2 separate regions of the Homo sapiens genome follow, and region 1 is linked to region 2. A link is an interaction called in ENCODE POLR2A ChIA-PET data of the cell type or tissue named here. Cell type or tissue: B cell. All regions are shown on one strand. Links, peaks and the distances in the headings refer to the core of each region. The heading gives the core; the rest is flanking DNA.

Evidence for each region. Peaks named below come from ENCODE experiments on the same cell type or tissue, not always from the same donor. Only the 100,000 strongest peaks of a DNase experiment are listed, where the experiment ranks them.
Region 1: POLR2A ChIA-PET joins it to region 2 with 11 read pairs; 5 of 35 experiments call an interaction of 5 or more read pairs at or near these places.

Annotation. Positions count from the first base shown.
Region 1 is chr5:80,042,411-80,058,447 of GRCh38, reverse strand. THBS4 (thrombospondin 4) reads right to left here. Exons shown (of 22, transcript NM_003248.6): 3 at 2,416-2,663; 4 at 134-242. Among named protein-coding and RNA genes, the nearest start is that of THBS4, 15 kb to the right of the region's middle. RefSeq lists a silencer at 3,456-3,656. In B cell, for the core only: no CTCF peak of the experiment used is centred there; no DNase peak of the experiment used is centred there; H3K27me3 peaks cover 2 bases.
Region 2 is chr5:79,973,092-79,989,128 of GRCh38, reverse strand. It overlaps MTX3 (metaxin 3), which reads left to right. Exons shown (of 9, transcript NM_001363818.2): 5 at 485-667; 6 at 814-890; 7 at 2,022-2,179; 8 at 3,470-3,558; 9 at 5,335-12,413. The coding sequence ends at 5,445. It overlaps LOC105379048 (a long non-coding RNA gene), which reads right to left. Exons shown (of 3, transcript XR_948500.3): 3 at 13,428-13,492. Among named protein-coding and RNA genes, the nearest start is that of MTX3, 10 kb to the left of the region's middle. In B cell, for the core only: no CTCF peak of the experiment used is centred there; a DNase peak (open chromatin) is centred at 7,868; H3K4me3 peaks cover 838 bases; H3K27ac peaks cover 2,275 bases.

The DNA.
Region 1 (16,037 bases), core at 219-8,218, 74 kb before region 2:
GACTGATTTTCATAGATACGTTTTGTTGGGCTGCTCTGTTGACAGTCCCACTTTTCGGTGATGGGACCCAGCCTATTCAGGGTCTTTGGAGTTTGTGTTGATGAAGGCATGCAAACTGCCCAAGAGCCCACACCTGTGCCTGTGGCAGCCAGTGGCTCACTCTGCTGCAGGAAGCAGTCTTGCAGGCTGGCCACCTGGAACAGTGAGCCTCTCACCACCAGCTTCAGCTCTTCCAAGAAGTCCTGGAAGAAATCACATTCATACCACAGATTGCTGACACTGTTCAAAAGCCAATGTGCTTGCCTACTCACGCAATTTTCATAATCAAGTAGTCCTGTATACTTGGACCCTCTGACATCTTACATAATTTTGTAGGATCACATTTTTTCCTAAAGCCTGCCAGCCCTATCTTTTTGACTAAAGTGAATATGTAAGTAGCCAGTAGCCTAGGAAAATGCTGGCATTGTCACCAAGACAGCTGAGAAAACGAAAGGCTCTTTTCCTACATGGTAAAGGAGTTATTTTGTGGCAGGAGCCTCTTAAGAATTGTCTGTAATTTGTTTATGGAATTTAGATAATAATAAATAAGGTGTTAACCCCAATTTTAAACAGTATTATTTTTTGGTTGTCTTGGCTCAAGGGTCTAGCAAAGCCTCTGACTTCTTTGGGATATGAGAATGAATAAATGATATCTTCTATGATCATTAGGTAGTTGGCATCATATTTTTATATTACGGGTTGATATTATTCATTGTTAGTCAAAAAGTCAATGTCCTTGCCCTTTTATCTTGTGAATGCTGCTTGCAATCACCTTTATTATATCTATATACAACAAAACATTTATGTTAACTGCCAAAGTGAAGTCATCATCCTTATTTTAGAAATGAGCACAGCTAAGGATTTTCAGAGGAATTCTGCTTTTTGATTTAGCTAAGATTTAGGCAACATGTGCTATTTAACACATATTGTATTGGACATCAGACTATAATCTCCGCAGAGTCAGGAAAATGACTGGCTTTGCCCACCATGGTAGCACTAATGCCTAGAATGTGCCCATTTGTTGACTGACTGAATGAGTGAGTAGGTGATTATGAGACTGAGCCACTGTGATCACTACCATGGTCTAAGGAGGTAGAGCTTCTGAGAAAATTCCAGTAAGTACAGTTTCTGATGACTTTGTCAGGGGTGAGTCCTGACTTTTAGAAATTGACTTATTTGGTGGTGAACACTAATTTCTGAAATAAGCAGTGACACAATTTCTGACTGTCATTCTGATTACATGCGCTACTATGGGGATGCAGAAAGAGAGTTTAGCATATCTTTCTATTAATTTTTTTCCATATGTAAATCTACATTAAAAATCTCTCTATATATGACTGAAAAACAAAAATCCCCAAAAACCTCGGATTTTAGCTTTCTTGGAATTTCTGATTAAAAATGCTTCCTGTTGTTCAAGGGCAAAACTTCTAGGATCAGATTCATAGTTTTTATATTACTATCTAAAACTGCACAGCATTCCTACTTGCAATGGAAATTATTGCTTACACCCTGCTTCTCTGTACAAAGGGCTCAGAGTAGCTTGTAACTAAAGCATATATTAATATAATGAATTAACAAATGGAAAGTGAGGATTGAGAGGTAGCAGACAAAAATAATATGGACCATTACAGAAGAACATAGTTACTGATTTGACATTGGCTTATATAGCGGATGAAATTCAGGAACTTTAACCAGTTATACATTATTGGAAAGGACAAAGAATACTAGTTCTTTATAGAAAACAAAGCACTGCCTAGCACAAAATTCTAAAAGAAATGTATGTGGCAATTTCTACAGCAGGTGCAATGACAGAATAATAAAAATACCATCAACCTGGAGTAAAACAGAAGACAGAGGTGATGGTATCTTAAGACCAAATGCAGCTAAGCTAAGCTCCCTTTTGTTAGTGGATGTTCTGACAAGACCTGTGAAAATGCTGTTATGAAAGCTTGGCAGTTTCTAATCATTCTTTTTTATTTTCATTATAGAAAATTGAAAATAGATAATGTCATCACCCTGAGGTAGTTATTTTTACTTTTGCCCTTCCTTTCCAACGTTACAATTGTATCCAGAGTCTCTACTTATCATTGAAAGCACAAGCTCTCAATTTCGGCATCACATTAGAATTGGTATTTTAAAAATATGCTGATGCCCCTAGCATAAAAATATGCTAGGCCCCACCCGACAGATTCGGATTCAGTTTGTCCTAGGGGCAGCCCCCTATCACTTGCTTTTCAAGCTCCGCAGGTGATTCTGATGTGCAAGCGGCATTAGACCCACTGACCTGCAGCAGGAATTTCTCAGCACGCTCCTCTGCACTCCCTAGGCACTGGCAGCTCATTTTTCCACTTCAGAGAATGGTTTGTGGGTTCCTACCTGTGGCTTCCTCTGGAAAGTCCTCAATTCAATGGTCTCAGGTTTCTGGGAGGGGCCAGCAAAGGCCCTGGGGAGATTGTGAACGGAATCCACCTGGATGCAGTCCAGGTAGAGCTCTAGGGAGCCGGCCCCTCGCTGCAAATTGCTCAGCCTCAGGAGGATCCTGTGCCGCCTTCCGTCTGCCAGCTGCAGGTTGTTGAAAACCACCAAATGCACCTTCCCATCGTTCTTCAGGTAACGGAGGATGGCTGGAAGCAAGCACAGGTCAACCAATGGTGTGATAAGTGGCAGAGGGGGAAGTGGAGGGTCAACAAATGGTGTGATAAGTGTCCTGTGCTGAACAGCCTCCTGGTAACAAGACTGGGTTGCTGGACGGAATGTGAGTGAGAAATAACCACAAATATTGATTCACCATCTTCTGTGTGCTAGGCACTGTTTTCAGGCACTGGGAACCAACTCTTCTCCTGAGAATGTTTTGTGTTGATGGAGAAACAGACAATATGTGGCAAATTTGAAAATAAACAATACAATTCTCATATAGTGATAAGTACAATGAGCAAGCAGAACCCAATCTGAAAGCAAAGTAAACTCTATATAAGCGTAGAGCATGAATCCATTCATTCACCAAACACTTGCTGAGCACTACCATGGGGCTGGGGGCTGTCCTTAGGTGCTTTAAATACTTGATTTCTTCCCTTTTTTTTTTTTTTAAAGACAGGATCTCACTCTGTCCCCCAGGCTGCAGTGCAGTGGGACGATCTCAGCTCACTGCAACCTCTGCCTCCTAGGCTCAAGTCATCCTTCTGTCTTAGCCTCCTAAGTAGTTGGGACCACAGGTGTGAGCCACCACACCCAGCTAATTTATATATTTTTTGTAGAGACAGGGTTTTGCCATGTTGCCCAGGCTGGTCTCGAAATCCCGAGCTCAAGCGATCCACCTGCCTCGGCCTCCCAAAGTGCTGGGATTACAGGTGTGAGCCACTGTGCCCAGCCTAAATACTTAATTTCTACTCACTGCAACCAAATGCAATTGGAATAACTATGGACAAGGAAAGTGAGTCTCAGATAAATGAAGGCACTTGCTCAAGGACATAGGAAGTGGCAGGACTAGAATCTGAACCTGAGTGTGATTCATTCCATGACTAAAGCAATGCTAGGCATGCACAGGCCTTAGTCAGCACACATCAAATCGAGTGTAATCTGTCATATCGTCCCTCAGCAACCCATCCCTGAATTTAACAATGCTCAGTTAGATAATAAGAGGTATTGGCTGGGCACAGAGGCTTATGCCTGTAATCCGAGCACTTTGGGAGGCCGAGGTGGGAGAATCGCTTGAGTTCAGGAGTTTGAAATCAACCTAGGCAACATAGTGAGACCTCATCTCTACAAAAAGTAAATTTAAAAAAATTGGCCAGGCTGGGCGCAGTGGCTCACGCCTGTAATCCCAGCACTTTGGGAGGCTGAGGTGGGCAGATCATGAGGTCAGGAGTTCAAGACCAGCCTGACCAATATGGTGAAACCCCGTCTCTAGTAAAAATACAAAAATTAGCCAGGCATGGTGGTGTTCGCCCATAGTCCCAGCTACTCAGGAGGCTGAGGCAGGAGAATTGCTTGAACCTGGGAGGTGGAGGTTGCAGTGAGCCAAGATCACACCACTGCACTCCAGCCTGGGTGACAGAGCAAGACTCCATTTCAAAAAAAAAAAAAAAAAAAAGGCCAGGTGTGGTGGCACATACTTGTAGTCCCAGCTACTTGGGACACTGAGGTGGAGGATTGCTTGAGCCTGGGGGATTGAGGCTGCAGTGAGCCATGATCGAACCACTGCACTCCAGCCTGGGCAAAAGAGCGATCCTGTCTCAAAAAAAAAAAAAAAGAAAAGAAAAGAAAAGGTATCCATGGTTGTAAAAGAAGGACTCCCACCTTATTTTCTGTTTTTGTTTTTGTTTTGTTTTGTTTTGTTTTTCCTATGTGGGTAGCTATTCACATATCTGCTTAAGCCCACATATCTTCTGGTTTTCAGCCTTGTTTTTTTACTCCATTATTGTCCTGAACATAAGAGGCCCTGAGCTAAAATCTGCTCTTGGAAGCTGACCCTTTGTGAGTGGAGCCCATTGGCTAAGGTTTGCTAGAAAGACCAAAGTGATTTCAGCTAGTGTCTAAACACACCTCTAGGTGCATCCACAGGTACCATTCCCAAACCCAGCACTTTGGGAGGCCGAGGTGGGCAGATCACGAGGTCAGGAGTTCAAGACCAGCCTGACCAATAAGGTGAAACCCTGTCTCTACTAAAAATACAAAAATTAGCCAGGCATGGCTAATTTTCACCGGAAACAATCCCAGGAACAAGGTCGGAGGCTAATTGCAAATGTTGCTGGATAAGGGAGGTGGTAAACACATCATTGCAGCTGCAAAGCTCTGGCCAGTCTTCAGCTGTCCCAGGGTGGGAAAGCGTTAAGTAGAACTTAAAGCAGAACTTTTCTGGAGGGTAATTTAGTCACATGCATCAGAACCTTAAACATGTGTAAACCCAACAGCCCAGCATTGCCACTTCTAGGAACTAAAACTGAGGAAATTAAAGAAAAGAAGCACTTCAGCACTGTCCTGGGTTATAGAAAAAAAAAAAAAAGCAGCACCAAGATGTATGGGTGAGAATGTTCATTTCAGAAATACTTATTGTAATCAACACTTGGCACAACATATATGTCCAAAAGGAGAGGGCTGGCTACTTAAATTACAGTATAATTATAAAATGGAATACTATGGAATAGCTGAATATTAAAAACACAAAAAGACATTCCCAGTATTTTGTTAAGTAAAAAAAAAAGGAGGTTATAGGTCAATATGGGTTTAGAAAAAAGTGTGCATGTGTATATATATGTACATATATGTATACATACATACCTAGAAGATTAGAAGAAAATATGTCTACATTAGTATGGTTATTTGCTGGGTGTTTGGATGGTATTTTTTTCTTCCTGCTCATCTTCATTGTTTTAACTTTTCTACAAGAAACAACCATTACTTGTATATAAAAATAATAAAAAGATATATATTACACATATACACCCAGACTGTGCTGCTGTTAATCTGTGTGATCTGTGGCAAGTAACTTGGACCATCTTTCTCCTCAGGTACCTTTTCTGTAGAGTGTAAATGCCAAGATGGTGCCGCCAGAGATGAACTAGCCAAGAATACCTATTTATGTTGCAGTATCGCCAAAGATAATAATCACTATTGTGGAACATGAAGGATATATTTTAAGGCTTTCTCCACATTAGACTTTCTAGGTTCATTTTCCCACCCTTCTGAAATCTGACTCGATTTTCCAGTTGACCACAGTCTGAAGAGAGCCAGTTGGCGTGAGGTTCTGTGACCTACACAGATGGTGGGAGGAGTCAGACGGGAAATCTCTTATGTCGACGTGGTCACCACCACTTGCTTCTTGAGGGAGAAGAATCGGAAAGACCTGGCAAGACAGACTAGCTAGAAGGGCTTTCTGATTCCAGAACAATACTAAGTTTCCTGAAGTAAAGTATTAAATAAATATAAATAAATGGTAAGACGTATATAAATGTGGTATGAAGAGGAAGAAAATAATGGAATGGAGGGAAATAGACACAAATAGAAATTCTAAGGTATTTCTAATCTGGGATAGAACAGAATTCTTCTCCTTTTATTTAATATTAATTGTTGAGAATTCACATGTACCCCTTAAATATGTAAAAAGTATGTATCAATAAAAATAATTTGTATCTGAAAATTTTTTTAATGTTGAGAATTTACAATAGTAACTGCACAGCTGGAAATTAGAACCATATATAGTAACCAAAAGAGGGAGAAATTGAGTCCAAACATATGCACTAACTCAATTTTTAAAAAACTTCTATTACATTACTATTTAGAACAGTTTTGCAAATACCTGTAGTTTTTACAGGCCAAGAAAAATACCACTTGGACCACCAAACTTGAATTAGGTCACACACACACTCACTCACTATCTCCTTATTTCAGTTATGGCCACTACCTCTGTTCTCTACATTAACTGTTTCAGAGCATACACATAGTGGCTTATAACAAAAACTCTTGATTTTTCTTCCTCAAACTAAGATTTCTGTGAAATTCAAAGGAAACATATTTTCTTGGGCATGTTGCCTGCTTTTAACAGGGCTTCACAGGGTATGTGGGCCATGGTTTATTTTCATAACTAAATAGCTGGCTTTAATTTGATGAATAGTACCTAGTGGGATACTTTACATATAGCAGGTGCACACTAAATGTTGTTAATATAAACTTTAAATGAATAATTAAATGATTGTATTTAAAGCTTTTTATATAGAAAATAAAGTTTAGAGAGCAGCAATTCAACATCTAATTCCAGGTAGCAAAACCTCCTATTGTGTTCATACTCTCATTTAAGTGGATTCTGTACTTCTGCCTTGCTTTTTGTTGCAATGTAACACTCAAATGACAAATCCCTCATGCCCCTAGATCTCATGACAATAGCAAAAGAAAACGCAGGGAAGGAAAACCATGGAAACTTCCACCTTCACAATGTCTGTTTGTTAGCAGAAAAATTATCAAGTGCCTTGACATTTCCCATTCTTCACACTTGATCCAATACTCATTTCTCTTATGGCTTCCATTTTTCATTTTCTTTTTTATTGCAAATTCTTTACTTCAGTGCCTCTACACTTATTTTATTATCAGAGCAGTTAGACTACCCAGAGGGCAAGCAGGCTCAGGAAACTCAACGTTTTCACATCAGTCATATGGAGTCTGGAAAAAGCAGAAAGCTCTGGCCCCAGGAGCCTGCAGCCTGTTGGGTGCGAGTTTTCCTCACCTTCTCCAGAGGCAGCATCACTGGGAAGGGGAAGAGAACAGACAGGGTTCCCTTCCTCTTGCCAGCCCCCTTTCCCGGTGCTCATCTTGCCCTATCTTATCCCAACACATCCACACATAGCAGAAGGAACAAAACGCAGGGGAAAACACTACAGCAGGAGGAAGATGACCATTTTGTCCCTCCAGGAAGGAAGAAGAAGCCAGGCCCCTGAGGCTGGAACCATCCCACCTCCCGACTCGACCACACCTCTGCCTGGCCACCACCCTGGAAAGCACTCAGGAAAACAGTCACTGGGTATGAAACTGTCTTTGCCAAATTATAACTCAGGAAATTATGACAGTGAGAGAAATCAGACCTAACCGACTCTATCTGGCTTCTAACACTTAAGCTTTCCTTGTTCATTCCCGGGCACAGGCCGAACTAACTTTGGGAAGGAATTCAGTAGATGCTTTGACTCTGAAGCAAAATTGATAACAGCCCTTTCCCGAAGACCCTCTTCTTGCCTGGGGACCAGTCTGCCTTTGCAGGACTAATAAATTAGCTACAGGATTAGAAATTACAGTTTAGAGGTCATGCAGCCTCTGGCTCCAAGAGTCTGAGCAATCCCCAAATTGCTCCCCAAATACCTCCAAATTGGGGGAACATCACTATTGTAAAGCCTAACATCAGTGCTTGAGATATTTTGCAGACCCTGCACTGGATGTATCAGCTGACACCACCCAGACCAGTAATGTGGCCCAATCATTTCTGCCATCACACCCAGGAACAGAAGACGTTAAGAAAACCTAACTTTGACCCACTATGATTTCATTTCCAGCCTGACCAATCAGCACTCCCCACTTCCCAAGCCCCTACCTGCAAAATTATCTTTAAAAACTCTGATCCCTGAATGCTTGGGGAGACTGATTTGAGTAATAATAAAACTCTGGTCTCCCACACAGCCAGCTCTACGTGAATTACCCTTTCTCCATTGCAATTCCCCTGTCTTGATAAATGGGTTCTGTGTAGGCAGTGGGCAAGGTGAACCCACTGGGCGGTTCCAGGTACAACTCTGTTTCTTCAGCTGCAGCACATTGAGTTCACATCCTTGGTTTTCACTCACCACCAGCTGCACAGGTTTTCTTGGCAATTGCAGCTGGTTATTGTGCAGGGTTAGTACCCAGAATGCAGTGCAGATTGGATTGGAACTGAAGGCTGTCAGTCAGTGGGTGCTCGGATCTCAAACGGTGTCTCTGACTCTGCTCCACCTCTGGGCTGCTCTGTTAGATTCCTGACTCCCCTTCCTACTTTAGGTCTCTTTCTGCACGGACTTTTTGGACTGAGAGATTGAACTTCTTATAGGACTGTTCTGATCGTTATTGCCTCCTCAAAGCAAGCAAGCAAATGAAATCCTTCAATAACTCCCTAGTGGATTCTAAATAATGTTTCAACTCCTTATCCCAGGACTGGCCCTAATCTTCCCACCACCTTAAGTCCCTTCATGCTGCCAAGTCTATATCTTACTGATTTTCCCACATCCCATAGTATCTGAGGGCACCACTACAACTACTTATGGGAAGTGAAAAAAAATAGATAAAATAGAGTGTGTCCACTCTGACTTTTATTACTCACAATTATGTCTTTTTTAAAATGTGGAACACTTTGTTGGTTATATAAATCCTTTCCCTCTAAACTTGGCATCTTTGTGTAATTGACAATTTGGTCAGGAGTTTGAGACCAGCCTGGCCAACATGGTGAAACCCCATCTCTACTAAGGATAACAACAATAACAAAAAAAATTAGGTGGGCGTGGTGGCGCCTGCCTGTAACCCCAGCTACTCAGGATTGCCTGATTTTATGGCACTGTCCAAGAGCTACATTTCCATGCTTGGGACCAGCCGGACACAGGAACCACATAGCCCAGTCTGATTAAATACGATTTCAGTGACTGGCAGGAGATGAAAAAGCAAGCCCAGGCAATGAAGATTTGAAATATTGCTATCTTCAGAAAGAATTTTCAAAAGATGCTTTTTGAAAAGTGGACCTGGTAGTCAAAAATATTATGATATGTTGAATGTCAAAGTTATGAAGCAGGGTGCCAGCTTTAAAGAACTGGAAATGATAATATTTTGTCTGCTTGGGCAAAGGAGTCCAGAGTGGCCTGGCCTGCAGGCAGCAAACTCACAAAGGTAGTCTGGAGCTCTTTGCTTTGTTTGGCAAATGGCTTTGCTCTTTGGCACTTTTAAACATATGATGGAAGCCATCATTGTCAATCTTTCCTCTTCTTTTTAAATAATTGTACATTTAAAAATTGCCTCCTTGACATTAATGTCTCTTGTGATGGATATTCTTGTTTGCCTTTGCTTATTCATCTTCATGCCCTATACACTAGGTCTTTGTAACTTTAGTGCTTTGGAAATACATACAAAAGGTAAATCAGCAAATTGCTTTTTCTGAAAGTACTCTGGGTGACTCCTAGCTGTGATAAATGCAGTCTGTTTCAAAGTTTTCTTATGGCAATTTGAATAAATGTAAAGTATACAGAGTAACACACACACACACACACACACACACACACACATCTATCTAGTGAAAGGAAACACAGCAATTATGCTAAACATCTGCAGAGGACTTTGTGTTTTGAAAAAGTATGAGATTCATCATAGTATGCAACTATCTAGTAGACAACAAAGCAGTGAGTGTGCACAGAAGCCCAAGGTCATGTTACAGGAAAGAGGTGCAAAGCAATTTCTTAAGTGCCTATGAAACTTCTCTAGCCTTGGTACAATGACAAAATATTAGCATTATAAGTCATCCAGCTTAATATCTCACTTCACAAATTCCTTCAATAAAAGTGCAGCCTCTACCAGCACATTTCCAGTAACAAGGAACTCATTACTTTGCAGAGAAGTCCATTTCACTTTTGGATCACTCTCCAAGATTTTCCTAATACAGAGCCAATATCTGTTTCCTCTGTCTTCTACCAATGGATCCTAATTTTACTCTTCAGAGCTAGACAGAGATTTAGTCTGATCTTCATTCCAAATGACATTTTTCAAATATTATTTAAAAATTATTTTTAATTATTTTTATTTTTTTGAAACAAGAGCTTGCCCTGTTGCCCAGGCTGGAGTGCAGTGGCATGATCACGGCTCACTGCTGCCTCAGACTCCTGGGCTCAAGTGATCCTCCTGCCACAGCCTCCTGAGTAGCTGGAACTACAGGCATGTACCAGCGAGCCAGGCTAATTTTTTAAAAAATGTATTTTTGGCTGGGTGCGGTGGCTCATGCCTGTAATCCCAGCACTTTGGGAGGCCGAGGTGGGTGGATCACGTGGTCAGGAGTTTGAGACCAGCCTGGCCAACATGGTGAAACCCCATCTCTACTAAGGATAACGACAACAACAAAAAAAATTAGGCGGGTGTGGTGGCGCCTGCCTGTAACCCCAGCTACTCAGGAGGCTGAGGCAGGAGAATCGCTTGAACCTGGGAGGTGGAAGTTGCAGTGAGCTGAGGACGCGCCATTGCACTCCAGCCTGGGCAACAGGGTGAGACTCTGTCTCAAAAAAAAAAAAAAAAAATTCTTAATTTTTTACCCAGACTGGTCTTGAATGTGTGGGCTCAAGTGATACTCCTGCCTCAGACTCCCAAAGTGCTGGGATTACAGGCATGAGCCACGGCACCTAGCCCTTTTTTCAAATATTGTAAGGCAATTTTCATATTTTTCATGTCTTCTGTCTGGCTTCTTCATTTCTCTAGTTCCTTTAACTTTTCTACTTAAATGTGGTAAAAACAAAAAACAGAAAACAAAAAACAAAAAACAAAACCAAACAAAACAAAAAAACGGGGTCCAGATAGGTGCTCTTTTGGTGACTCTTTTCAAGGTAATCTTTGACTTGACAGTGTCCTTGTGAAATGTGTCCAGGACTAGACACAGTATTAGATGTGGCCTGGACAATTAAGAGTACAGTGGGACTCTTAGCTTCTTTAACCTGGCCATATGTATGCACTAATGAAACCTAAAATGTAAGGAGCTTTTTATAAACAGTTGCATCACAGTATCTGTTCATTCATTCATTCGGCAAATATTTTTGAGTATCCATTATGTGTCAGGCACTATCCTCAACACTGATTAGGATTTGTTGTTGATTAGAGAACTCTTAGGACAGATGTCTCACATCCTGAACTTCTGCAATTTGCTTTTCACTCCTAGTTGATAGCTTTACATTTATTCTTGTTAAATTTCATCTGATTGATTTTGGCCCATTGTATTATCTGGTAGGACTTTGTAAATATGAATGATAGTATCCAACATGTTCAACTGTTTTCTAGCTTTGAATTGCAAACACGATAAAATGCTGTCTTTGCTCAAGTCACTGACATGTTGGACAGTTCAATACCCAAGACAGAGCCCTGTCAAAAACCACTAGATAATTTGCTATACAGTGACTTAGCAACCCCTAGCGGTACTATTACCTAGCTCGTTCTTTTTTATATTATTTAGAAAGGTATAATAAGCGACTTCATCCAATTCTTTTCTGAAGTCAGATACATTATGCTCACAGCATGTTTTTTTAATCTATCAGCTTTGAAACTTTACTGAAAAAAAAAAGTTTGGCATGATTTATTCTTAGTAAATCCACTTTGTCTTAGAAAAAATCCCAGATTTCTTTTCTGGGCAATCCCAAAATACATGAATAATCATATAACCCTCTGGAGCTCTGTCCTAAATTTCAGTAGCCTGTGGTTTTCAGAATCCACCCTTCCCTTCTTTATAAAAATGGAAACATTTGCCTGTCCTGTCTTTTAGGACCTTTCTGTTCTCCATGATTTCTAAATGAACTAACAGTGGCTCCACTATGACTTTCTTCACTAAATATCCCAATGTGTAATTCATCTGCTCCTGAATAGTTAATCTCACTAAAGAGAGTGGGCGTTTTTCTGCTATCTCCTCATCTAGCTTGGATTTTTGTTTTCTTTTAACTGTTCTTGACAATTTGAAGAACACTCCCCTTGATGGGTAAGACAGAAACAAAAGAGCCATCTATGACTTACCTCTATCACCTGTTAATCTCCCATTACCTATTCCAGGAGGTAGGCTTATTTCTTCCATATCTTCCATATCTTATTCTGAACATGGCTAAAAACATCCATTTTATTATCTTATGTGTGAATCACCAACTTTGACTCAATTAGGTTTTAGCTTTTTTGTCCTAATTATTATAGTTTTGTGTCAAATTTTAAAATTCTTTCCATCTTCTGCACATGACCACTTTAAAATTAAGCTAATTCAAGGGCATGTCATAGGAATATTGTGAAAGTTAAAAGGGGAAATAGGCTTTGAGCTTTTAACACAGTCCTGGTACATTAAAAAGACTCCATAGGGCCGGGCATGGTTGCTCACGGCTGTAATCCCAGCACTTTGGGAGGCCGAAGCAGGCAGATCATCTGAGGTCGCGAGTTTGAGATCAGCCTGACCAACATGGAGAAACCCTGTCTCTACTAAAAATACAAAAATTAGCTGGGTCTGGTGGCGCATGCCTATAATCCCAGCTAATTGGGAGGCTGAGGCAGGAGAATCACTTGAACCCGGGAGGCGGAGGTTGCAGTGAGCCAAGATCGCGCCATTGCACTCCAACCTGGGCAACAAGAGCAAAACTCCGTCTCAAAAAAAAAAAAAAAAGACTCCATAAATATTATTATTAATGTTTGAGGCCCCTCATTTTTTCCACTTATTATTGTGTCTATAATTTTATTTTTTAAGCTCTACCATCTCTCTTAATCTATATTTCTCTTTAGCTTGCAAGCTACAGAACCACTACTCTGAACTATTTGACATGTCCTATCCTTAGGCTAAGGAGTTTCACTGACACTCTCTGGTCATTACAGCAAACACTTTGGGTTTCCTTCACTTCACAGCACCAAGTTGTTCTGAGACAATCATACTAAGACTAAAGAAGCAGTTCTTGTGTTTCTTTTTCTGAAAGGTGAAATTGTCATCAAGGCAAGCCAAGAGTTCACCAAACCATCATCATTAGAAAACAGTTGCCTAAATAGTGGAAATCTGTCTCTAATACTGTTTAAGAGTATGAAAATTTTATTAAGCCTCATAGTCTGAAGAAAGTTATTATACCTTATATAATTCAGTTCTTGCAACCAGCCTGTGAGGTAGCTATTATTATCCCCATTTTATAGGCAATCAACAAGGGCTAAGAGAGATTCAGAGATGTATTCATGGTGATGCAGTTTGTGACTCAAACTCAGGATACAAACTGGAAAGTTGTCTTTACGCCAGATACTAGAAGAGCATCAGCCATATCTTCTATCCAGCCAGGTGGTTTCTGCAGGATGCTTATTTCTATCAAGATTTAAAGGCTGTATTACTCATAACCTGGCAGATCACTTCTACCAGAAATACTACCTGTATCCTCTTACATCCTATTCCAAAAGCCCTTCAATATTTATTCATTAAAAAAAAAAATCTTTTTTTGGCTGAGTGTGGTGGCTCAGACCTGTAAGCCCAGCAATTTAGGAGGCCGAGACAGGAGGATCACTTGAGGCCAGGAGTTCGAGACCAGCCTGGCCAATATGGCAAAACCCCATCTCTACTAAAAAAATAGAAAAATTAGCTGGGCGTAGTGGTGCGCACATGTAGTTCCAGCTACTCGGGAGGCTGAGGCAGGAGAGTCAGTCGAACCTAGGAGGCAGAGGCTGCAGTGAGCCGATATCTAGCGACTGCACTCCAGCCTGGGTGACAGAGTAAGACTCTGTCTCATAAATAAATAAATAATTTTTTTTTTATTACCTACTATGTGTCAGATATTGTGGAATCCCAGAATTTCACAATGGTGTATGTCATTTTTCACAAACAAGTCTACTCTTCTCAGCCTCCATTTATTCTTTTCAATCTATCCATGAACTACTTCTATGTACAAGGCACCTTGCTAGGTGCTGCAGCAGATGCAAAGATAAGGGCTGTATAGTCCCTGTCTCAAGAGAGCTCCCAACCAAATGGAGAGAAGACCTAGAAGTAATTCAAGTACAAGGTGAGCTAAGATGAATGTCTTCCTTAAGAGGTACAAAGTCATATTAGAAAGAATATCAGAAGGAGCTGGAGATGGGTCTTGAATGTGTAGGATTTGGGTGTCAAGAGGTGATGCAGGATATGTGTCGAGGGAGCAGACAGCAGGAACAAAAGGATGGAGGAGAGGCAGCATGTGCGGCCCCAAGGAATGGCAATAGCCTATCTTGGTGAAGCTCAGGCTGCATGGAGGCTGGAATGAGGGATAAACTGGAAAGGCTGCTTGGGGCCATGCAGAGTGGAAGCCCCGAATGCCTTGCTGAGACATGGGTACATTATTCAATTTGGAAAGGGGGCCACTAGAGGTCTCAGAGGTCAGATGTATCTTGATCCAAATTATGTTTGTGAACAGTAATGAGGTGGCCTGGGGTAGGCTGACTTGGAGAGGGTGAGAGTAGAAGCAGAGAGCTCAGTGGCAAACTCTTTCTTTGCAGTCTTCATTAGCTACATTTTAATTTGTTTCAGGAGGTCATATGAGGCCCAGATGACCAAATTCTGCTCTTTGATGCTGTGTAGTCACCCTCCTTCATCTCCCAGTCCTGGACTTTAATGGAGGGAAGGGTGTGTTTTATTTCCTACTCAGGTGTTTTAAGTCAGTAGAGATCCACTTGGATTTCTTCTGTTTCACCGTTTTCCACGCAAATCAGCAAAAGAGGAGATCAGCTGAACCTTGGCCAGATGAATGCTGTCTGGAGCCTACCATGTCCAGGTAGATAATTTGTGGAGGGTTGTGGGGAGAATTATGTCAAGTCAGCATGGCCACCACTGAACACTGCAGTGGGGAGTCTCAACCACAGGCTCTGTCTTTTCCTTGGATCTGATGGACCCAGTGACTTCTTTTTATTGTTCCAGTCAGAATGGACTTCTCTTTCCTGAAACTTTTATATTCACCAGTGCTGGCAAATCTTCGTATTTTTTCCGACTGCTCCAGTGAAACAACTTCTCTGTGTCATTCTTCAACTCTTCAAGCTCTAATAACAGCATAAATCCCTCTTTGCCTTATGAGAATTCTCATTTCTAGATTCTTCCAGGACTCCTTCTGCCCCCACAGTTTCTAAGAACAATTTATCTTTCCTAATAGGTTGGAGGGTAGGGAGATGTTCATCTTTCAGTTCTTCATCTCAACCCTTTCATCTTTTCCTCTAATTTTTTTTTTCTTTTGAGACAGAGTCTCGCTCTGTCACCCAGGCTGAAGTGTGGAGTGCAGCGGCACAATCTCAGCTCACTGCAACCTCTGCCTCCTGGGTTCAAGTGATTCTCCTGCCTCAGCCTCCCGAGTAGCTGTGACTATAGGCACATACTGCCATGCCTGGCTAATTTTTGTATTTTTAGTAGAGATGGGGTTTCTCCATGTTGGCCATGCTGTTCTCGAACTCCTGACCTCAGGTGATCTGCCTGCCTCAGCCTCCCAAAGTGCTGGGATTACAGCCCCTAAAATATTTGATCAACTGGTATTTACAGCTGACTCATATTACTGGTGATTCTTCAGAGGAAACATACTAACGATCCCCTTACCCTCTACCTACTGCCCATTAAATCCAGTGTTACTCTTGTCTATACAAACTGAAAGGATCCGTTCAGGGGAAGTTGCTTCCTTGTGTTTCCCAGCAACAGACTTTCCACAATGGGCTCACACATACTGGCCAATTTAGAAATAGAGGGTGAGAGGCAGTGAGGGCAAAAGCTTGGAGCAGTTTTTTACTCTGCAGAGGAACTTCTGGCC
Region 2 (16,037 bases), core at 4,550-12,549:
TATTTTAGTAGCCTAGTTGCAAATGTACATAGTCTGTTTAGAAAAAAACCAATGAGAAAAGTCTTAAGAGAAAATTTTACTTATATGTTAATCTTAATTCCTTCATATTACTGTGAAACTGGATTCTGTTAGGCATTCAACTAGTATGTGAAACAACAAAGTAAAATAAAATGTCATGTTGGAAATTCTTTGTGGGAGATGGATCTTTTTGCTCCATGTATAGAATTGGGTGTAATTCATTCATTCAACAAATGTTTATTGAACACCTGCTATGTGTCAGGCCTTGTTCTGGGTGTTTGGAAGATAGCAGTCAACAAAACTCACACATTTAAAATAATCTTGTTTTATCCTGAGTCATTCTAACTGGAAAATTTGTATGAAGACACTTCATATAAAGATATTTATGAAAAACTCTCATGTTGATTGAGTGATCTTTCATTTAATAAAAGAACATCCTTGTAGTGTTTTTTCTCTTCTTTTGCAGCTTCACACATTCTGGGTTGAGAGTGACAATTACTTTACTGTGACAAAGCCATGGTTTGCTTCACAAATTCCTTTTCCTTTGAGTTTGATCCTGCCTGGAAGAATGTCTAAGGGAGCACTGAATAGGATTCTCCTGACCAGAGGACAGCCTCCCCTCTACCACCTCCGAGAAGTGGAAGCACAGGTATAGTATGGATTATTCTTCAAGCAAGGGCCCTAGAGAGAAAGGACAAGATAAAATGCAGACTTGAGTTTACCTAGAGATGCCTTCCTCAAAAGTAGTTTTAGAGTATCTTTTCTACTTTTGAGATATAATTTCATCCTTATTAGATATACAGAGATGCCAAGGAGTGCCTAAATCTTCTATCAAACAGATTGGGAACATCTCAGTTTTTCTTTGGAGATACGTGAGTATTCCCTTAAAAATCATTTTGGTATTTTGTGCACATATATTCAGTGAGCAGCTATTTAAAGCAAGTCCTCTTATCTCCCCAAAAGATGAGTTTTTTACTTAAAAAAAACAAGATTTAGGCCGGTGTGGTGGCTCATACCTGTAATCACAGCACTTTGGGAGGCCGAGTTGGGCAGATCACCCGAGGCCAGAAGTTCAAGACCAACCTGCCCAACATGGCGAAACCCCATCTCTACTAAAAATACAAAAAATTAGCTGCGTGTGGTGGTGGGCACCTGTAATCCCAGCTACTTGGGAGGCTGAGGCAGGAGAATCGCTTGAACCTGGGAGGTGGAGGTTGCAGTGAGCTGAGATCACGCCACTGCACTCCAGCCTGGGTGACAAGAGTGAAACTCCATGTCAAAAAACCAAAACAAACAAGAAAAAAATTTAATGGGCTTTTATTATAGGAAACTTTTTCTACCAGTGATAATCTAACATTGACTTAATAGGCTGCATATGTGAATTTAAAACATCTCAGACTGTTCCCACTCTGCCTCCAGTCTAACATTTGTGAGTAAAAATGAATCTATAAAGACAATTTCATTTTCTCCTAGAGTCTAAGCTACTCAATGAGTAAAACCTTGGTTGCATAATTTTTGTAAACTGAAATGGATAGTAAACCTTTTAAGAGACTATACTGTGTAATTCAGAATTGAGAATTTTGAAAAAAAAATTAAACACCATCCCAAGTTAGTATTTTCTTATGTGCTTAAAAAAATCCTTAATTTAATTTTTTTTTTTTTTTTTTTTTGAGATGGAGTCTTGCTCTTGTTGCCCAGGCTAGAGTGCAGTGGCATGATCTTGGCTCATTGCAACCTCCGCCTCCTGGGTTCAAGCAATTCTCCTGCCTCAACCTCCCAAGTAGCTGGGTTTACAGGTGCCCACCACCACGCCCGACTTCTTTTGTATTTTTAGTAGAGACAGGGTTTCACCATGTTGGCCAGGCTTATCTGGAACTCCTGACCTCAAGTGATCTGCCCCCGCTTGATCTCCCAAAGTACTGGGATTACAGGCATGAGCCACCACACCCGGCCTTCAGTTAATATTGTCTTATGTGCTTTAAAAATCCTTAATTTATTTCTAGGCCTTCTACCTTGGATGCCTATGTTTTTGGTTTTCTTGCACCTCTTTACAAAGTACGGTTTCCTAAAGTTCAGCTACAAGAACATCTGAAACAGCTCTCCAACCTCTGTCGCTTTTGTGATGACATCCTGAGCAGTTATTTTAGGCTTAGTCTTGGAGGTAAGCTGGCTCTTTTTCAGCTAATGTTTGTTTGCATATTCTCCTATGTATGTATAAGCAAAATCCACTACTTATTTTAATTTTAGAAGTTTGTGTATTGTCTTTAAATAGTGGTTTATAGCACTTCAAGGATTTGTGTTTTTCCGACTTCATTTTTATTCTCATGTTAGTTCTTATTTAAATAGATAAATAGATATTTGCCTTTTATCTATTCCGCTGGATTTTTACGTTTCTTCTTCTTGTTCTTTAAATATTACCCCTTTGAAGTGGGTCATTTTCTTCTAAAAGGTTAAAACCACAGGTATTAAGTCTTTGCTGAAAAACAGTATTTATCCTAATGCAAATGGACAATTACTTTAAATGATTTTTACCTGCTGCTTCTAGCATTTTCCTGCATGAACAGAAATCAGCAGCAGATTGATTTTGGTGAGGTACACTGCCATGATTCCACTACTTGAAAACTGATTGCATCAGAATGGAAGTATAGTAAATAGAGGGCACCTGTTACTTAGGATGTGCTTCATTGAGAGAGTGGAGCCTTGTGCTTAAGTGATTCAGATACTAAATTTCTATTGGGATGGTTGGCTGAAATTGTCCTTTTAAGAAACAGGTTATAAAGATAGCTGGCTTAGGTGGACAGTTTATTATTTTTTGGTGGGTTATGTATTCTGTATACAGGAAGGGGTTAGTAGTTTGGGAGTCATGAAATTAAGTAATGTTCAACCGTGTTAACTTGGGAGCAGTGGTTAGCAAACCTGATTATTTGACAGATAAAAAATCTTGGGTCCTATTCCAGACTTACTAAATTAGAATCTTTTAGGCATCAATCCTAGGAATTTGTATTTTTAAGTTCTTCTGAATACTTTGGATGTCTGGTGGGCAACTTTTTGGGAGTTACTGCCTTAGAAAACTATCCAGATAGTTGTGACCAAAGACCTATTTGAAATGGGTGTGAGAAAGGAATAGCTTAAACTTGAGAAGGAAATGAGGACTACTGTGCTTTTTTTTTCAAAAAAAAAAAAAAACTAATTATTGTGGCCAATTGCAGAACACTTGGTTAGCAGTGTCTACTTAGTGGATAAATTTTTGTCCGTTTTGCTCAGGGTTTAGTTTTAGAGCATTCGAATCCCTCTCTTCGCCTTTAAACCCAGAATGGTTTTCCTCTTTGCCTTTTTTGGGGAGGGTGGGGCACTGGACAGGGTGGGTAGACTCAAAATTCTTTCAATCTAAATAGCTTTAAAGGCTTTAAAAATTTCCTGTCTTTCTCTGATTTCTGTCCTGGCTTCTTAGGCATCTCTCCAGCTGGACAAGAAACGGTAGATGCAAATCTGCAGAAACTCACACAACTTGTAAATAAGGAATCCAACTTGATTGAAAAGGTCAAGTCTACTTCAATCATTTTATCATAGTTCAGTATTTTCCTTTCGGTAGCTAATATTGTCATTTGGGTCACACATTAACTGTACCCTTTTAGTTTTTTTTATAGAGTTTGTTTTTCAGAAAACTGTTTAAATATACTTTCACTAAAGTTGTATGTAACATAGTGTTTTGAAGCCAACAGTGGCCTGATTGGGGAAAGATCAGATAAGAGTATTGGGTTTACTTTTGCCACACAGTTAGTACCCTTTAAGCTAGGAAATCCAAAAGATTTGCTTTAAAAAAACAAAGCGGCCGGGCGCGGTGGGTCACTCCTGTAATCCCAGCTCTTTGGGAGGCCGAGGCGGGCAGATCATGAGGTCATGAGATCGAGACCATCCTGGCTTATACGGCGAAACCCCGTCTCTACTAAAAATACAAAAAATTAGCCGGGCATGGTGGCGGGCGCCTGTAGTCCCAGCTACTCAGGAGGCTGAGGCAGGAGAATGGCATGAACCCGGGAGGCGGAGCTTGCAGTGAGCTGAGATCGTGCCACTGCACTCCAGCCTGGGCAACGGAGCGAGACTCCATCAGAAAAAACACAAAAAAAAACAAAGCAAAAACACTTCTTGCTTGTGTGTCTGCCTCTCTGTCTCTTAATGTTTCTTAAGATTGTAAGCACTGGGCTTATCCTTTCTTATTAACAGCACCGTGTTCTTTTCTTCTTTCCACATGAAAGTTTTATTTTTTTCTCCTTCTTGTTCTTCTCTGCTCTAGATATAGTTTATAGTTTTTTCACCAGTGTAGATATTTTGCCACTTGGGGTGTTCTTTTCATGAGAGAAACATTGAGGAACTGGGTAGGGGAGAGAACCAACAAAGGAAATTTCAAGTGTGATTCTACTAGGAAAAATACAAAGAGGTTACATATTTTTTCCCCTGTAACTGATAAGCTTGCTTTTTTTTTTTTTCCTGATACAAATAGTAATACTTACTATTTTACAAACTCATAGGGCAATGAGGCCTGATGACACTGGCTAACAGTTTTTGAGGTCCACCACTGTGTTATTTGAGCTTGATGTGGGTTACCTCATTTAGAAGTGATCCAGTGTTTGGAAAACCACTGGATTACATTTAAAGAATTTATCTTTCTTTTTGCCTAATGTACTAGCTTCCTTTGGTCTACATATTCTCAGTTTTAAAAAGCTGGTCTTTTTTGATTGGAATACAGGTCATTTTCATTGAGGTAAAGAAGTATAGTTGAAAGAATAATAGTTTTGGAATCAGAAGACCTGGGTTCAAGTTTCAGCTCTCATACTAGCTTGTGACGTGGGGCAAATCACTTAACCTTACAGAGTCTCGTTTTGCTCATCTGTACAACAGAGAAGGTCTGTGTCTGCCTTTTCTTCATAGCGTATCGGGAAGATCAAATAAGATACTGTACGTGAACATAGTTTGCAAACTGGAGCTTAGTGTAACAGTACCGCTTTTACACTTACTATCAGAAGACCTCTTTAAGTTATGGTTGAGTTCAGTAGAATATTTATTTTGTGGAATTAACTATAATTCTGTGAAGGTATCAGGAATGAGCCACGTTGCTTTTTACAGAAACTGAGTCAGCTGGTATTTGAGGTATGACATTTAGAATTCTTGAGATTATTTGTAAGAAAAAGGTTTCTCTAGCAGCCCAGGAAACATATGGTTCTGTACTCTTCTAGGCTATAGTTTGGATGGGGAGGCCACAGTCCACATAAGCGGTGCCACAGCATTAGTCAGATGTATCTTTTGTACTTTCTACAGATGGATGACAATCTTCGCCAAAGCCCTCAGCTTCCTCCTCGGAAACTGCCAACACTTAAATTGACTCCAGCAGAAGAAGAAAATAATTCCTTCCAACGGCTTTCGCCCTGAGAGTAGTCATGGTTTGTGGCCAAAGTCAAACGATTGTTGCAGTAATCTCTTACACCAAGTGTGTGAAGGCAAAAAGAAGATACCATAATAGGTATTAAGGAAGACTCTAAACCAAAAGGAACTTTCTATGCCATCTATTTTTACTATTATTATTAGGAAGCTTGTATTCTAGCTTGGCACTGCATTTTTAATAACAAAGAGAATGCTAAATGAACTTGGTTGGGGGGGCGGGGAAGAAAAACACATCGTACTGTATACAAAGAACTGCCTTAATCATGGCAGATTTTTGCCTTTGGTTCACATGTTGCTGACCAAAGGCTACAATTCTGTTCTGAATGTGCACTCCTAATTTATTTGATTTAATTTATTCAATTTATTAACTTAGTTTTCTTAGACCAGGCTGAATACCTAATATGTGGCTTTTTGGCTGAGGCTTTTTACTTCTGTTTAGAAATTTGATGCCTATTTTAGGAACCAGAAAAAGATAAATTGCTTCAGTAGAAGAGACCATATTTAACTTTAAAAAGTGAGGAGGAATGTGCTTTTTAATTATGCTCTCATAAGTCTAATCTTTTGGGGGTTTAGTAGCACATAGATAAATATTAAAGGTGGTTACATATAATAACATCTGATAATACTCATTTCAGTATAACATTGGTCTTTGCTGATGTGTTCGATATAGGTTAGGAAGAGTTCTTTTAGTTTACTTGGGCAAATGTGGCAGTTTTAGACCTATGTCTTTGTAGTACATCTTCAGTTGTCTTTCTTGTATTAATTCCAGAAGAAGTGAATGTACTGGTTATCGTTACTATGCTAGGCTGTAAAATTCTTACTGAAATTGCCCACTTGTTAGACACTACTCAGGAGGAGCCCATGGCCAGGGTAGTAGAAATACTGTGCATCTGGTCCAAGTTTTCTATGCTTGGCTCATATTCTTTCATAAGATGCATATTCTTTCATAAGATGCATATCATGTAGTCAAAAGCTTTCTGACAACCAATTATTTTTCATATGTTTCACTTATAGTCGAAGAATACAAAGGAACAATCAGAAATAGCAGCTTTTAATGAATATTTTCTATTTATTGGTTGCTGAACTGTTAAGGGATTTGCTGTGTGGTAATTTTACTTATAATAGAAACTTGCTTATTTTAGTGGTTGAGGTGCTTCTGTTGTCCTAAAACTACTTCTGAGGTTTTTAAAATGTAGAACCATGTTTTTGATTAGTGTCTTAAAAGATTACTGTGGTGCTCAGCAAATCTTATCAAGTCGTGCAGGAACCCATATGTTAAGAAAATGAGCTTTGTAGTCAAAAGACTCATCTAATTTGAGCTGAGTGGAGCTCAGCTGTGTTTGACCCACATCCTCCCAATTTGTTCTGTATTTAGGTAGTTATTTATACAAGAGTCTTTAAGTCATTCTAAATATTTTTTCTTGAAAGTTTTAACTAAGTGAGAAATAAGGTAGTCTTCAAAATCTTGGTCATCTGTTTGGATGAGGGAAAGTACCTCATGAGTTGCACATTACTTCTACAACAGGGTGTGTGTGTGTGTGTTTGTGTGTGTCAGTCATCTTCAAAGGCAGATTATTAGATTCCAGCAATCTGAAATCTATTATTCCAGCAGTCTGAAACCTAAATATGTTATATTGGAAATCATGACTGTGAGACTTTATTGTCCTCTAGGATGGATGTATATTGGAGAAGGGTGGTTAGCACATTCATCAGACATCTGCTTATGCTGTGGTCAAGGCCAGTCATTTTTAATTTATATCAGATTTATATCAGACCCTCCAAAAAGTATTTGAAATATATTACAGTTATAACGTACAAGTACATTACATGTATATTACAAGTATATTACATGTAAAACAGGACAATTTAAAAATTTTAAATTTTAAAGAATTAAAAATTTTAAAAATTTAAATTAAAAAAATTAAAAATTTATAGAACCATATCAACACTGACAGATTCTAAAATTAAGTAGTAAATTTAACTCCAAGTTTCTCCATGGGCAAAGTCAAAAGATAATGCTAGGTTATGTCAATTTTTCTTTTCAACAAAACTGCTAATGTCTATTAGGAAGAAAAATGTGTTTAAAGTTTTACAGGAACGTGGAGCTCATGTTCTTCTGATATGTAGACTTTGATAAAGAAGCATACTGTAATGTTTTATGAACTGAAATTTTAATCAAAAGAGGTCATTTTAGAATAACAAGTATTATTCTTTTTTAGTAGAGGGAATGACTGTCAATATGATTTATTTGTTTTTGTGTCATCCCTACTTTGAACTGCTGTTAGCCTTACATTCTCACTATAGTCCATAATGCTTCCAGATCACCTTTTCTAAGATGCAACATGTGAGTTTAGTGAGAGTTTATATGTTGGGTTACTTAGTTGAGCTATTTATGTATAAGTAAATGAGATGACAGGAAGCTGTAACTGAGCACAAAGTACTTTAGGGAGCAGCCACACATACAGGAAGCTCTTAGAAAAGAACTTTTTTTTTTTTTTGAGACAGAGTTTCACTCTTGTTGCCCAGGCTGGAGTGCAGTAGCGCAGTCTCGGCTCACTGCAACCTCTACCTCCTGGGTTCAAGCAAGTCTCCTGTCTCAGCCTCCCAAGTAGCTGGGATTACAGGCATGTGCCACCATGCCCAGCTAATTTTGTTTTTTTTTTAGTCGAGACGGGGTTTCACCATGTTGCTCAGGCTGGTCTTGAACTCCTGACCTCAAGTGATTCACCTGCCTCGGCCTCCCAAAGTGCTGGGATTACAGGCGTGAGCCACTGCGCCCGGCCAAAAAGAACATTTTGTCAATCTGAACAGAGCACAGAACATTTTTTCAGACTGAACAGACTGTTGGACCAGCCTGTCATGATATGTTTTAGATAAAGTTTGAGTGAGTTCATTGGGATAAATGGTCCACAATCTTAAACAGAATACTGTGAGCCAATGCCTTTTGGAAGTAATGGTGGAGGATAATATGATTAAAGGGAACATGCTTGTGTTTATTTTTGTTGGTAGTATATGATTAGAAAAACTAGATAATTCCCATAAGATGAAGATCTTCCATGAACAAACTACCATCAATCATCCATCAGATTGATTTTTTTTTTTTTTTTAAGTAACACTAAAGAAGCTGTAAAGAACATTGAAGGTGGTCATTCCTTCAAAACTGTGTTTTGACCACACAAGGTGGGCATTAACAAACCAAATTTCAACTTAAGTTTGTTTGTATTATATTGGGGGTGCTGCGAGACTGGAGATTTTATAAAAGCAAGCATTTTTATTTCCATTTATAATTTCTATTCAATATTGCTAGATATATTAACATGAAGGAATGGGGAAGCTTATTTCAATCAAAGCTAAAATTTTCAGAAGTCTGTAAAAATGGAAAAACACCATTGAAAGAGGCAGAAACAGGTAAGGGGGATAGTATCTTAGAAAACCTGTTGGTTAAGGCAGCTGCATGTGATAAAAGTGGTACTTGAACTTGGTAGTGTTTCCTTAGAACCTCCTCCAAAAATATGCATTTACCAGGCTTGTTACAATTTTTTGACAGTTTTTCATCAACTGTCAAAAACTTCAACCCTTTTAAAACCTAGATATAAATGCTTACATGTAAAGAAAGGAAGCTAAGCAGTGGGTACCTGGGATCTCTCTGAACTATTTTTATAACTTCTTGTGAGTCTTAAGTATTTCAAAATAAAAGTGGTTTTAAAGTAAATTCATAGATTAAATGTATCATTATCTATATATAAACCATGATTTAAAACTTTAATTTTCTAAACATAGTATTCAACTTAGTTGAATAAATATATGATAGAAGTTAAATAGAATTTTTATTTCATTCTTAAGAAAAACTCATGTTTGTAACAAATGATATCTAAAGATCTATTTTGCCTTACCAGAAAAGAAAAAAAAAACCCTAAAACCAAAAACTCCTTTTCCCTAGGAAGTCAAAAATGCTGTGATTTAAAATATCTAATTATATTTTTTTCTTTCTATGGTAGTGGGGTTTACTTCTGAGGATAAAATATTTTGAAAAAGCTCTGTCCCTTGACATGGTAGTTCTCCCGTGCCTTGTACTTGTTCTCTCTCCATATGCACAGTGTGACAAGATGCTCACCTTTAATGAAGAAGGTGTAGCTTTTCGTTTTAAGCTGTAATTGTCTTTGTCTTGATTTGGCTATTTTTATAACTGAAATCCTGAGCAACAGAGATAATTTGGGTGGTAATGATCATCTTTTGTATATGTTCTTGATGTTAAGAAATATTTTTTGCTGCCATTCAGCTTTGTGGAATTTATGTTTACTTTTCAATATTTTCATATTTCTTAACCAGATTTTAAAGAAATTTGTTGTTAGTTACGTGAAATCAAAGGTCAGGTCAGTAAGCCCATTATCCTCAAACTTGAAGTTTCGTTGGATGTTCAAAATGCTAATTTTTGCAGAGATATAAGGATAAATTAGTTTTAGTTTGTGTTCTTAAGGGTTTGCAAAATAATTTGGCTCCCAAACTCTTGTTGGGGTGTAGTGTTTGCTAGGAGCCCAGGATACCTGCCCTGGACTTAAATTGTGATTGAAGTGGAGAGGTACTCTAGGAATTTAAAAAGACACAAAATTATTTTTTTCCAGACTAGTGTGCCATGGATTTCTGATAAGAATTAACATTCTTGAACAAAGGTATCAGAAAGGGTAACTCGAGTTGAAGGTTTGTGAATAGAAGGGGAAATGTGATAGAAGATTATTCAGAACAAAATAAGTAGACAAAATAACAAAAGACAGGAAAATAAGTCTCTTTGTATCCTTATTAATCATTTGAAATTATGCTATAATATTTTTTAAAACTCACCTGTTTGGTTCTGGGTGAAGCAGTTCCTGAAGGAGTGTTTTGTCAGAATATATTGTTAGGAGAATAGAGGGTTCTGTGGCCAAGTAAGTTTGGGAAATAGTGGGTTAGACAAAGTTGAGTTACTGTTGGCCTTTCAGACCTTTGATACGCTAATGTGCATTTTAAATCTCCAAGAAGCACCTCTATTTTATACATCATTTCCCTAATTTATTTTAATATGGATTTCTTGTTTTTGTTTTCTTGAGACGGAGTCTTGGTCTTGTCACCCAGGCTGGAGTGCAGTGGCACGATCTCGGCTCACTACAACCTCCGCCTCCCAGGTTCAAGCGATTCTCCTGCCTCAGCCTCCCAATTTACTGGGATTACAGGCACCTGCCACCACGCCCAGCTAATTTTTGTATTTTTAGTAGAGATGGGGTTTCACCATGTTGACCAGGCTGATTTTGAACTCCTGACCTCAGGTGATTCTGCCCGCCTCACCCTCCCACAGTGCTGGAATTATAGGTATGAGCCACTGTCCCCGGCCAGATTTTTTTAAAAGTAGGTATCTTGTGGGATTTATGTTCTGAGAGATACACCTAAGGAAATGCTGCCCTACAGTGTTTTTGCTAGTTCATACTCATTACAAAGGTTTCTTGTTGTTGGGTGCCCCTCTAGCCAGTGGTAGTAAAATGGGAAGAGACAGGTCAAGACTCCCTTGGACCATGGCATTGAGAGAGGGATGGCTGTCGGCATAGATATGTTGGTTATTTAGGCATTTGTGAGGGAGGCCCCTGGCTCTTCCAGCCTGTTTCCTTAGGATCCCAGTTGGCCGGGAACAGCTGTACAAGGGTCTGCTGAACTGGTGGTTTCAGCAGACTACCCAGTTCCTAAGCATCCATGAGACAGAGGGAACCAACTTGTATTTCCAGAACAATTTTCCAAACCTTTTCTGGCTGTACTTTAAAAGTGCCAAAAAGGCAATGGGTGTTTATGACACTAAAGTCACATACAAGCTAGTATGATACATACATCATAGAAAGCTTATAGTTGCTCAGTGACAAAGCAAAGGAAGTTTAATATTTTCCAGTTTTGTTCATTACCGAAGACAGTCTACGGTTCATAGTTTTCACTAAATTCTAAGCAGATTCTATATCCTAAAACATTTAAACCTCACTAGGCCTGCAATTTTGAGAGGGTTAGCTAAATATGTTTGGTATCACTTCAGAGTCTAAAACCAGATTACTAATCGTGTGTAAGGAGGCATTTTGTGTGTCTTTGCAATGTATACAATTGGATTATTTGGAACACCATTTTGAATGTGTATTTGAGAGAAAGCTCGCCTGTGGGTTTTGAGTTGTGGTGTAATGGTGAACATGTAGCCACGTGAAAGGCCGTTGGATCTTTGTTCTGATTCTTCAGTCGTCTTCTTGCAAATTCAGAGAAATGTCTTTTAATCATTTCGTTTACATATCCCAGATCCTTGGAAATCATGAAAAATAACTTGCCAGAGTTTGCATCAGCCCTCAGTAAGTCATGAACCATAGAGAAGGTCATGGGGCCATTTATTCTTTGGACCACTGGCTACTTCTGAAGTTCTGGCTTCCTTCTCTCTAGGAGGAGTCGTGTATTCAAGCTTTTAAGTTAAATGCATAAAAATGAGTTTTACTTCTCTTCTGACTTGATTTTTAATTTTATGAAATGGGAAATAATGTTTTTCCATTTTTCTGTTCATTTTGAAGTGGGAATTTGAGGTGTTTGTAATGTCATGTTACTGTTCTGAAAGATTGACAGTAAAGAAGACAAGAAATATATGTATGTAGTATGCATATTAGTTTTGTCCCACCAAGCCTATCTTTGAATGGCAAACATTTTAAAAACATCTGTTCTAGTTGCACAACTACTCTAGCTTCTTTATAAAGTAAACAATCTTAAAGTAAGCAATGTTGGCCATAATTTCAATATTCTAGCCTTGCCGAGTGTGAATATATTTTACTCAGAGACTATGTACAAATACACTAAAGTGGTGATGGTGATCAATATTGTAAAGAATTTATTCTGATAAATGAGAAACTGGATATAATGTCAAAATAGCTATTTTCTCAATAAAAATCTCAAATCTCCTGACTGCTTATGAATTCTCGATTTAATGTTATTTATTCTTTGAGGTAAATCTTTTCATCGCGAAGAATTTTTTGCTGGTTGAATGTGGTTGTTCAGGGCTGGGACTGAGCTATAGACATAGTGGGTTTTTAAAAAATGTCCATTCTTTTTTTTTTTTTTTGAGACAGAGTTTTGCTCTTATCACCCAGGCTGGAGTGCAATGGTGTGAACTCGGCTCACTGCAACCTTCGCCACCTGGGTTCAAGCAATTCTCCTGCCTTAGCCTCCCAAGTAGCTGGGATTACAGGCACCTGCCACCTTACCCGGCTAAATTTTTTTTTTTTTTTTTTGGTATTTTTTTTTTTTTTTTTAAGTAGAGACGGGGTTTCACCATGTTGGCCAGGCTGGTCTTGAACTCCTGACCTCAGGTGATCCACCCGTCTCGGTCTCCCAGAGTGCTGGGATTACAGGCGTGAGCCACCGTGCCTGGCCAGAAAATGTCCATTCTTTCTGTTATGTGTTGAGACCACTTGTGCTCTGGCCACTCCAGGCTAAGGGAGGTTAGAGGCCTGTTCTCTAGGCCACTGGTTTGTGTAGGACCTCAGATGCTCACACAACTTTGCAGGGTTATAGTTCTCTCATCCCTTCAGCTCTGTAAGTTTCTTGTAAATTATACCTTTTGCTCACCCAGATAGTATAGTGATAGTCCATTGTAATTGAATGGAAGATTTAACTGAGAAAAATAATGTAATTTTAGTTGGAGGGAAGATATTCAGGTTTTTTTACTGCTTCGTTTATGGGACAAAGTATATGGTTCTAGAGAACCCTGTCATTTATAGCTGTAGGTTAAATAAGGGCAAGTTCCCTGAGAGAATGGGTGTCTTTGCTAGTAGATTTTTTTAAAATTGAGTTGTAATTTACATATAGTAAAATGCATAGGCCTTCCAAGTAGAACTGTGTAGGTATGTAAGTACTTTTCTCACATGAGAAGCAAGCTACATCTTTGTCGATACTCCTTTCCCCAAAGAACACAAATCTTAATTACTTACGCACTTTGGGTTCCAGGTGAAAGCCCTTGGGTGGATTGAGGTGGTGAGTAATGATCACTTGCTTGCTGCAAGAGAACAGAAAAGAGGAGTTGCTGTTGTGGAATAATGGAATTATTTGCGGAAAGACAACTATTTAGAGTCACAAAGCTGCGAACCATATGACAAAGAGTTTCAAAAATGTTGGTTCTTAATTGCTCATCTCAGAGGTTTGACTTTCGTCTGAGACTATCTGGGGAACTCAGAAACTCCTGGATGTCCATACTGATCTCCTTCAGTGGACGGTAGGCTACAACACAAGGTGCTCTCTTTCCTTTGCTGCAGATAGCAGCTATTGGTGAGAAAACTCTTAAGTTTTGCCATGTTGGGATCTTGTCTTCAGTGAGTCTCCATAGCAGAAAGATCACTAAGTGCTGCACATTATGTTTGAGACAAATGTAAGAGAATGAAAAGCAAATGGTGGTGAAGAAATGTCAGGTTTTATCTTACTTAAGATCATCCTGTAGTTAAGTTCCTAGCTGTAGAACAAAGGAGAAACTGGTCTCTTCCTGACCAGTCAAGGGCTTCAGGAGAAAAAATGAGAAACCATGGTCCCTCTCCAGGTATATGAGTCAGCCTCCTGGAATGCTTTAGACATTTGTGACTAAGAAATGAAGACAGCTGTGCCTCATCAAAGACATTTCTAATTTCCAGTGCAGCCAACTCAAGGCTCCAAAACTTGTGCTTTTCCAAGTGGAAGAGAAGCTATTATATTTATCCTGCGTTTTGCGTGAGTGGAAAGAACAGGGGAACTTTAGCATGTATAAATACAATTAGGATTGGTTCCCCAGATCCTAGTTTGGAGAAGGTAGTCCGCTCACGAATTCACATTTTGAAGTAGCTAAGAAATCTTTCAATGTAGAAGAAAGCATGACACTTTGCAAATATCACAATTAAGACCAAACAGATTTCAGCTTTAAATGCAGGAAGCACACTGACTTATTTGAAGACTGTCATATTGTGCCCCTTCTGATATGTGTTGTCCCAGTTTTCTCCATGAGGGGGGAAATTGCGTTTTTCATCTAATGAACATGATTTACATTTTGTATTGCATATGACATCCAATTCACAGGGTTGACTGCTGCTAAAATGGTTTAGAAAACGGTGGGGAGTGTATATAGCAGATGTAGAAATTAAGAGAAAAAAGACCAAAAAGAAAGGAAAAAATAACACACACACACAGCCTAATGGAAATTTAAGCAAATTTAATCCAATCTCCGTTTTGGAGCCTTGCAAATCACATTCATGCCAGGATTGACATCTGTCACTCAGTAATGACTGCTGTGTGGAAGCCTGGAGATGCCCACGTGTCTAATCACATTCCAGCCACCTAATCTCTCAGGGAGGAGGCTGCTGTGGAGGTCTTGAGTACCTATGATTTCCAGGCACTCATTTATTTGGGGAGAATATAAAGAGAAGGTTACAAAGACTGCCCTCAAGGAACTAACAATAACAGAGAGATGCACATAATTTAAATGCAGTATGACTGATTTGCATCCATGTAGTTTTTCTCTTCTGTCCTGAAGAGATAGTTTAGAGATACCTTCCCAAAACATAGAAGGTAAAAGGAAATGCAGACGCAGTTTTCAGTTCAGACCTTGGAAGATCCTGCGGTAGAAGTGCACAGCTTGGGAACATGTGGAATCAGTGATTAGTTTCATTGGTTAGTTCATTTACAGTTGGGGAAGCTGAATCAAATTTAAAAGGGATCAAAAACAAATCAAGTGCTTAAAAGAGGGAATTGAATACAGGAACTGGTTGTACAGATGAAAGGAACACCCCTCCACCCCAATCCCCACCACCAAATCCCTGCTTTTGTGGGCTTATGAGAAGGGCAGCAAGGAGCCCAGTGTGGCTGGAATGGAGCCAGAAAGCCAGGGAGTAGAGAAAGATGAGGTCAGAGGGTTAGCTGTGGCCGATCATAGGGTGGTTCTCAATTGGCCACCCTTGGGATGTGTTTGGAAATGTGTGGTGGCAGTTCTGTTGTCACAGTGAAGCCTTGAAGGCATTTAAGCTGGCTAGGGCTAACAAAGCCCTGCTCAACAAAAAGAATTGTTCAAACCCAAATACCAATGTTTGCTGTTGAGAGATGCTGAAGACCTCGTAAGCCCTCATCAGATTTCACAGAACAAAAGCAGATGATGAAAATCGGGATGACCTGCCAGCAAGCGGGCTTTGAGAAAAGAAAGAGTTGCTTATCGCAGAAAGAGTGCCAGCTTAGAGATTTTAGAACAGCAAACCATTTTGGTGGGAGAAATTAATCTCGTGATAAAAAGCCTAGAAACTAGAAAGGTCATCAAGGGATTACTCTAGTTAGGATATAATTGGGGTTATGGAGCTGAATGAGTAGGTTGTAGAAAGAAAATGGATTTCAGACTTAGAAAGCGAGACTTAAAGTAATATACCCGATGGGTGGTTCTGAGCAAGTTACTTGACTCTTAGTCTGCATTGCTGTTTATTGCAATACAGTTGCATAACTAGATCTGAATGTATGAACATTTTTATGTTTGGGTTTTTTAAATAATTGAAATGTAGAAGATACCAATAGAAAGAACTCTGTCGTATCTTTTATGA